2 separate regions of the Homo sapiens genome follow, and region 2 is linked to region 1. The links are chromatin contacts, found by Hi-C in ENCODE. All regions are on one chromosome and are shown on one strand. Each heading gives the region's core, a stretch centred on a gene start or an enhancer-like site at or near the end of the contact. The rest is flanking DNA. Distances are from core to core; before and after follow the strand shown.

What was found. Hi-C counts contacts between places; a loop is a spot of excess contacts on that map. Pooled maps may share reads with other maps.
Region 2: a loop to region 1 is called in a pooled map, with 9 times the contacts of the local background. The contact joins the promoter of OXCT1 here to the promoter of RAD1 in region 1. A Hi-C loop is called at or near these places in 4 of 50 pooled maps.

Annotation. Positions count from the first base shown.
Region 1 is chr5:34,913,735-34,917,558 of GRCh38, reverse strand. It overlaps RAD1 (RAD1 checkpoint DNA exonuclease), which reads left to right and starts at 2,055. Exons shown (of 6, transcript NM_002853.4): 1 at 2,055-2,143; 2 at 2,598-2,864. The coding sequence starts at 2,667. It overlaps BRIX1 (biogenesis of ribosomes BRX1), which reads right to left and starts at 1,848. Exons shown (of 10, transcript NM_018321.4): 1 at 1,662-1,848. The coding sequence starts at 1,820. It also overlaps a transcript of TTC23L not described here. RefSeq lists enhancers at 1,260-1,865, 1,440-2,339, 2,360-2,419, 1,866-2,471.
Region 2 is chr5:41,868,518-41,872,341 of GRCh38, reverse strand. It overlaps OXCT1 (3-oxoacid CoA-transferase 1), which reads left to right and starts at 1,917. Exons shown (of 17, transcript NM_000436.4): 1 at 1,917-2,061. The coding sequence starts at 1,984. It overlaps OXCT1-AS1 (OXCT1 antisense RNA 1), which reads right to left and starts at 2,312. Exons shown (of 3, transcript NR_046635.1): 1 at 2,150-2,312; 2 at 1,960-2,051; 3 at 101-1,576. LOC102723752 (a long non-coding RNA gene) reads right to left here. Exons shown (of 3, transcript XR_925956.4): 1 at 2,740-3,824. RefSeq lists enhancers at 1,321-1,370, 2,201-2,280.

The DNA.
Region 1 (3,824 bases), core at 806-3,305:
AAGCGATTCTCCTGCCTCAGACTCCCGAGTAGCTGGGATTACAGGTGCCCGCCACTGCACCTGGCTGATTTTTTTTTTTTTGTAGTGTTAGTAGAGACGGGGTTTCACCATCTTGGCCAGGCTGGTCTTGAACTCCTGACCTAGTGATCCACCCGCCTCGGCCTCCCAAAGTGCTGGGATTACAGGCGTGAGCCACCACGCTGGACCATTTTTAAAGTAATACTTCCATCACATCCTTACTTCCCAGAGTTTTCTAAACAAAGTTCAAATGACATAGCTTTGACACTGAATTTTAAAATAGATTTTCACGTCTACATCATTATTGCCCCAAATGAAGCCTAATGCAATCCAATCTGGCTCTATTTTTTACATTTTTCAGCATTTCCCTACTTCAAAGTCTTTCATCGGTTTTTTTTTCTCCCTTGGAGTGTTCCCTCTCATTTTTTGAATGTCAAAATTCTACACTTCCTCTGATATGCAGCTTACGGGCTAAATCCTTCATGATTCTTTATCTTATTATACTAGGGTAAAAATAATCTATATCTCCTGCACTTCCATAGAATGTATCGAAGTATGGCTCAGATTATAGATACTACCTAGCTCAAGGGAAGAGTGAGAACACTAACATTTACTGGAAGTGTACAAGTCCAGCTTATTTTTCATAAAAAGTAAATATTCCCTCCCCCTGCCCCCCAATCTGCAGGTCAGAAAAGAGCACAGAATGTTGCTGTTAATAACGGGGCTAGAATTTACACTTATCTTTCATTCCACAGAGCTCACTTCTTTCTTAGAGCTTGCCATCACACCACACGGGGTCATTTACTTATCACCTACTCCGCGCTAGAGTACTATGCTAAGTGCGGAGGACGCAAAAATTAATGTCAAAGATAATCCTTGTTCACAGTATTCTGTCTAGCTTAAGAAGAGTTCTTAGTTGAATGAAAGCTAATTCTAACAACTTGTGTGCACTTCTTTTGAATAAAAACCATCAACTTATTTGAATTCTTAAGTTTCCTCCTAAACTCCAACATTTCAGGAGGAAGAGGTCACATTCTAGTCATCTTTGCAATCTCAAACCCAAAGGAAGCCTAACTTGGTACAGTGCATGGCACATTCAATGTCTGTTGAATACAAGTAAAGCTCATACTACCTAGTCTATTTTTCAGTATCTCTTGAGTTAATGACCTGGTTAACAAGTCAGAGTCACAGTCCCAAGGGCAACAACTTTTTAAAGGCTCCCCTAACGTACTTCAGGATCCCTGACTGAGAGTGGCTGACTATGGCAGTATATGGGCATACTAATCACTGGAGAAATAATAGCGAGAAATAACCAAGGAAAAGCACTACTCTCCAAAAACATTAAAAAAAAAAAACAACTGAACAACTAGTAAGAAAGAACGCTGGATCTGAGCACCCTGTAAGTCGCTTCCCCGTGGGCCGGGTAAAGGTTTTAAAACCCGCCGCCTCCAGGAAGACGGCCACGTGCACAAGGATTAGCTGCAAACTCCGTGCCCAGTCTGGCCGGGAGAATTGCTAAAACCGACCTACCGTTAACACCCGGGCTACTCTGAAATTAAGCAAGGCTGTAGTCAAGTAAGTAACCCAAGAAAAGGCGCACAGAGCCGCCGCCGCAGGTGTAGCCCGGGGACATCCCCTCCTACCTTGCAAACGGGGCCTGGGATCCGGTCCCTCTCTTCTTCCTCCACCTCCTCTGCTGTGGCGTGCCGCTTAGCTGGCGGCTCCGCATCTATTTCGTTTCTTTTTGGCTTCTTCGCCTGAACTGCAAAGCCTCCACGCCGTTTCCTCTTGGTTGCCGCCATCTTGCCTCGCCGCCCGCGCTCTTGGCCTCCTTTCCGGCGCTGCCGCTCGCTCCTATTTCCGATCTCTATGGTTCGGCGGCTCTAAGCGCTCAGCTCCGCGGTCGTCCTCCAGGTCTGTGCCGCCTCCTTCCGGTCTCGGTGGCGCGGCACGCGCGGCTCTCTAGGCCTCCTTCAGCTCTGTGGTGACGGTGGCCGAGGTGGAGGGCCGGTCTGAAGAGTGGCGGGACTGGCTTCACTTCCTCCGCGGTTCCTCGGAGCCGCCTCGCTCCTCTTCAGGGACTTTGCTGAGAAGGGCTCTCGGGCGTCCAGACCCCACCGCAAAGGTAGGGTTTCCGCACTCGGGGACCCCGAGACTAGTAAGCGATGCTGTCCCGCGGGCGGGCTGGTGAATGGGGTTGTCTGGGACTCTTGGAGGATTATCTGGACACTCCGGGCCCGCCCCGCCATCGCCTGTTTTGTTGGAGGCGGGGCTGGTGGCGCGGGCTGCACAAAACCGACTCCCCGCGGATTTGTAGCTCCTGTTTGGCCGGGAGATACCGTGTCAGTTGCGTGTCTTCATTCTTCACAACTTTTCACGTTATTGTCCTCTTACGGAGACGAGGAAACCGTAGCTTAGATAATTTTCCTCCAGAATTACAAAGATAGTTAAGTGACATAGGTGGGGTTCGGCCTGGTCAGCCGTGTTCAGCCTCCCAGCCCCTTTCCACCTCTCAGCGCAGGTGGAGCTCGCCGGACCTCGCCAGCACTGATGGGAGTTTTACTGTCTAATCCCTTCAGGTGTTTGGCGATCCGCCGAGAAGTTGTTGGCCCCAGGAGCATCCCTCGGGGCCGAATGCGCAGTGGACGATGCCCCTTCTGACCCAACAGATCCAAGACGAGGATGATCAGTACAGCCTTGTGGCCAGCCTTGACAACGTTAGGAATCTCTCCACTATCTTGAAAGCTATTCATTTCCGAGAACATGCCACGTGTTTCGCAACTAAAAATGGTATCAAAGTAACAGTGGAAAATGCAAAGTGTGTGCAAGCAAATGCTTTTATTCAGGTATGGAAGTAGGCGCCTTTAAGCCTGTGCCATAGATACTCTAAATGTAATTTAATGAAATCGGAAGGTTTCAGTAGACAAAATAACTTAATAGTCATAATAACTTGTCAATAGTCATAATAAATAACTTAATAAATAAATAATAGTCTTAAGTTAGAGAACAAAACGTCATTACTTGAATTTTTTTTCTCTCCCGGTAACAAATTCTTTTCCCATCTTGTTTTACAGAGATAATGGTTAGTAATGACTAAAGTTTATTAAACTAGGCTATTGGCTAGGCTACAGTCTTCTTATTGTTTAACTTATTTAATCTTAACAATAGTCCTGTAAGGTAGGTTCTGTTATTATTCCCGTTTTATATATGTGGAAACGAGGCACAATTTTAAGTGATTTGCCAACAGTCCCACAGCTGGTAAGTGGCTGAATTGGGATAAGAACGCTGAATATTTGTTTCCAGAATATATGCTCTTTTTTCCACTGCGATATGCTATTACTAAAGAGTATTTTTTTCCTTTACTGGTTGTAATAGAATTTTTGTTCTTCCAAAGTAATATTTGTGTGGTTCAGATAGGATTGCAAGTTCAACTAAGCGTTTTTTAACACGTAAGTGCACAGCATGATCTCAGGGATAGAGAGGTAAATAAGACACGGTTCTTGTCCTCATGCAGGGGCATGGTATGGTGGCTCACACCTGTATTTCCAGCTGCTCAGGAGACCGAGGCTGAAGCACGAAGATCGCTTGAGCTCAGGCATTAAAGACCAGCCTGGGTAATCATAGTGAGACCCCCGTATCAATAAAAAATCATAATAAAAGTTGAAACTAATGTTGCTCATGCATTATCAAGTCATTCGTCTATTTTCCAAGTGACCTTAGCAGTAGTGATAGGCACAAAAACGAGACAAGGGAGAGTCACAGAGGGATAGTTTTAGATCCAGGAATGGAGATAAGGATGCTTCAAA
Region 2 (3,824 bases), core at 668-3,167, 7.0 Mb before region 1:
GTTCGGAAAAGTTCAGATATTTAAAAGAAGTAAAATTTTGCACACCAATTAAAATTGAAGTGCCTTTGTGTAACTAGAAGTGAAATCAGCACATAAGAACTTTTTTTGTAATTTGTAATCTAATTTATTCAAGTTGAAGAGACTTGCACATTATTTAAAAAGTATAAAATGAAGTCACAGTCATCAAAAATACAGTACAGTGTGTTTTGACCATACAGTAATTAGGGTGATTTTCTCAGGAGACTTAGTCACATAGCATGCAACATTTAAAATGTGTCTTCCTCAGCCAAGAGCAACAAAGTGAGACCAGCCAAGAGTCAGTCATATGACCACCGGCAAAGTTGCCAATGCAGTTTTTCCATTTCATGTGCCCTGTGGAAGGGCAAAAGTGGAAAAGCAGACCCAATCGCAATGGGCAAAAGTGGAAAAGCAGACTCAATTGGAATGCTAGTTTTTTTCACATTGTGTAAGTTAAAGGTACAACAGCTGCTATATGCTAAATTATCACTAGTTATGGGACTTTAGTTACAGTACTTGAATTTCCCCCCAATCCAACTTCTTAAAATGTGTTGAAATACCAACTAGCAATAAGTTAATTTCTCCAGTGTAATTGAATAGTCTAACTTGGTATCTTACTCCTTAACTGATTTTGACTAAAATTATAATATTTACAGGAAAAAAAAAAGTTCAGAGTTAAAAGAATACCATGAAAGGGCAAATGATTTTATGGACAAACTTTGAACTGCATCTTCACTGTTCATTACCTTACTGTATTTGCTAAGGAAGCTAAGATCTCATTTAATTTTTGTGTGCTTTGCTTTGGTTCAAAACTAACATCACATTCTCAGAACTTGGTCAGGCCTTAATCAAATAAAATGCTATTGAGCTTCCACTTGGTCTTTCCACTCTGCTAAGTGCAAAGACAGTTCTGGAGAAATCAGTCGTGGCTCATGTCCTCAAGGAGTTGGTCAAAAGACAAGGCTTGGCGAATATGTACGTGCCATGTCAATGAACTGCTACAATGGAATAAACTTATAATAATGCCTAACATTTATTGACTCCTCATAATAAGGCCATAAACTTTGCATGAATTAACTCATAGAAACGTTATGACGTTGTATCACAAGCAATCCTAATTTGCAGATGAGGACACTGAGGCTTAGGGAAGTTATCTAACTTGCCTAAGGTTAAAGCAATATACTGCTTTTATGGTTGCATCTTTAGTAATCTCTGGGGTTGCTGGGACTCCAGTGCGAGAAAGAGCCCGAAATTCGCAAACTTGGATGATGGGGAAGAAAAGGTGTGCTAAACTCAGGTCACAGAGGTCCAGTCTTAATCTTGTTCCTCTGCAAGCCTTGTTGCTCACACCTCTTGACCGACAGTTCGAGGCAAGTGCTCACAGCAAACTTACTCTATGTAAGCCAAGGCCAGATGTGGGGAGAAGGGGCTGAGAAATGTTAGAAACGTGAACGCAGTCCAGGCGGGAGAAGAGAAGGGGGCCTCGAGGGGTGCCCCTATGCAGCCCACACACACGCCAGGCACTAACTTGGAAAAGCAACAAGCTTGGCGGGAGATCCTCCCGCGGCCGGAGGGCCCTGAACCCTAGGCCAAGACTCATCCACAACCTAGGGGGAGGCGGCCACCAGCGCCCCATCGAAGCTAAAGGGCTGACAGAAGGGCTGTAGCGGCAAGTGTGCGCCAACACAGCTGCACACGCCCAGACACCTGAGGCGCTGAGAGGAACTTCCCCGCGATCCGCCCCGGCTGCACAGAGCCTCTTCTCCCCGCCGGGGCCCCGCCCAGCCTCACTTCTTTTAAAAGCAGCAGCCAGCAGCGCGCCGGTGGCGTGCGGCTCGAAAGGCCGGGAGGACGTCATCGACGCGCTGTCGAGCCTCCAGCCCGCCCGGGTTTCCTTCGCAGTCGCGCACCGACGCTCAAACGCGCGCTCCAACCCGCAGCCTCCTCCTGCCTCACCGCCCGAAGATGGCGGCTCTCAAACTCCTCTCCTCCGGGCTTCGGCTCTGCGCCTCTGCCCGCGGATCTGGGGCAACCTGGTACAAGGTAAAGTGCGGGGGAAGAGGAAGGCCATGGGCAGGAAGAACGTGGACCAAACCCTGAGTGGTGCCCGCGTTTTCTTCTCTGCCCCTACCCGCTCTCTCCAGCCTGGGATCTGGCATCCGTGGCGCGGTGCCCTGGTCACGGACACGCGGCGACGCGTTCCTGGCCTCGCCGGCCCCTCGGATGACCGCCTTTGCTTGGTTCTGCAGTCGCTTCCCTGATGGAGCGAGACGCGATAAAGAAGCGCGCGGAGAGGCTGAGAAGGGGCGGGAGGACTCCTGGCAGCGCTCCCGAGCCCTTTGGCGCTCGTCGGCTTCCCTCCTGGCACCCGCCCTTGGATAGGGACTCTGAGGGTCTGAACGGGGGGAGGAGGGCGCCAGTATATGGAGGTTTAGGAGTGAGGCAACAGCGGGTAGGTTTGCGCCCCCGATGTTGGATCTCTGGGCAGAGGAACCTCTAGAGGCCCAGAACCTGAGGCTGGGTTAGCCATGGCTCTGCTCGAGTTCACCGGGGCTGGATGCCGGGTGCGGCGGGTGTGGAATGCCGCTCCCATCCTCTCCTCCCTATTTGGCTCTGCTGCCCCGTAGACTGGAGCGCTCGCCAGGGCGTCTTGCCGGCCAAGCTGGGAAACCATCCGAGGTGTGTCCCTGGCCCGCGCCTGGGCTGCAGGGGAGGACAAACCTTTCTCTCGAGGCCCCTCGTATCCGGGTTAGGGGCTTTCGGTTTTCAGAGCCCTTTGAAATCCTTTTTGTGCCCCACTGCCGACTCTCCACCGAGTGGTATCCGGAGGCATTCCCACCGTGGACTGACTTGTGGTTTTGCCTTATGCACTGTCCTCGCTTGTAAGCCCACCCCTGTCTGGAGCCCTAGGAGCGAATTACAGGACCAGAGCGCCAGGTCCAGGAGGGTGGCTTTATCCCCGCCGTCTCAATCGCGGGAGCCTCTTCCTTGGTATTCAGTAATAGGTCTGAGCTTGACAGCGTGCCATGCACACGGTGCTTACTCCTGAAGCGTGCCTGCCTGGCCCCATTGCTCTTTCCTGCATCCAATCCCTGACCGCTGAGAACACAGAGGAGCCACTGAGCTCCTTCGGTAGGTGCTAGGGAATGGTTCAGAACTGGACCATTTTACTCTTAAATGCCTCTTAGGAAGCATTTTTATAACTGCAGATAGACTTGGATATATAAAGCATTATTAAAAGGGAACTTGACCTTCAGTGAGATTGCAGCGGTGCTGAAGCTAATACAAACCAGAGCACAGCGATACCCTTGGGCCGAGGTCAGGAACGTTCCTTCTTTTGACAGTTACTGATTTGCCCAACTGTAATTTACTCACTTCAAGTCTTTTCCATCTTGAGTATATCATTAAACCATTTCCGAAGCTCAGCAAACCTCATCTTAGAGGGACGAGATGCAAATAAGGGGTTCTGCTATATCTCATTAAAAGTTCATACAGAGTTCAAACTTAGCCCTGTCAGGCTTGATTATCATAGGTCTAACTCCTGCCTTCCACTATTCCCCTAGCTTGTGGCTCTTAGTGCCCTTATTGTTTTTTTTTTTTTGAGACGGAGTCTCGCTCTGTCGCCCAGGCTGGAGTGCAGTGGCGGGATCTCGGCTCACTGCAAGCTCCGCCTCCCGGGTTCACGCCATTCTCCTGCCTCAGCCTCCCAAGTAGCTGGGACTACAGGCGCCCGCCACTACGCCCGGCTAATTTTTTGTATTTTTAGTAGAGACGGGGTTTCACCGTTTTAGCTGGGATGGTCTCGA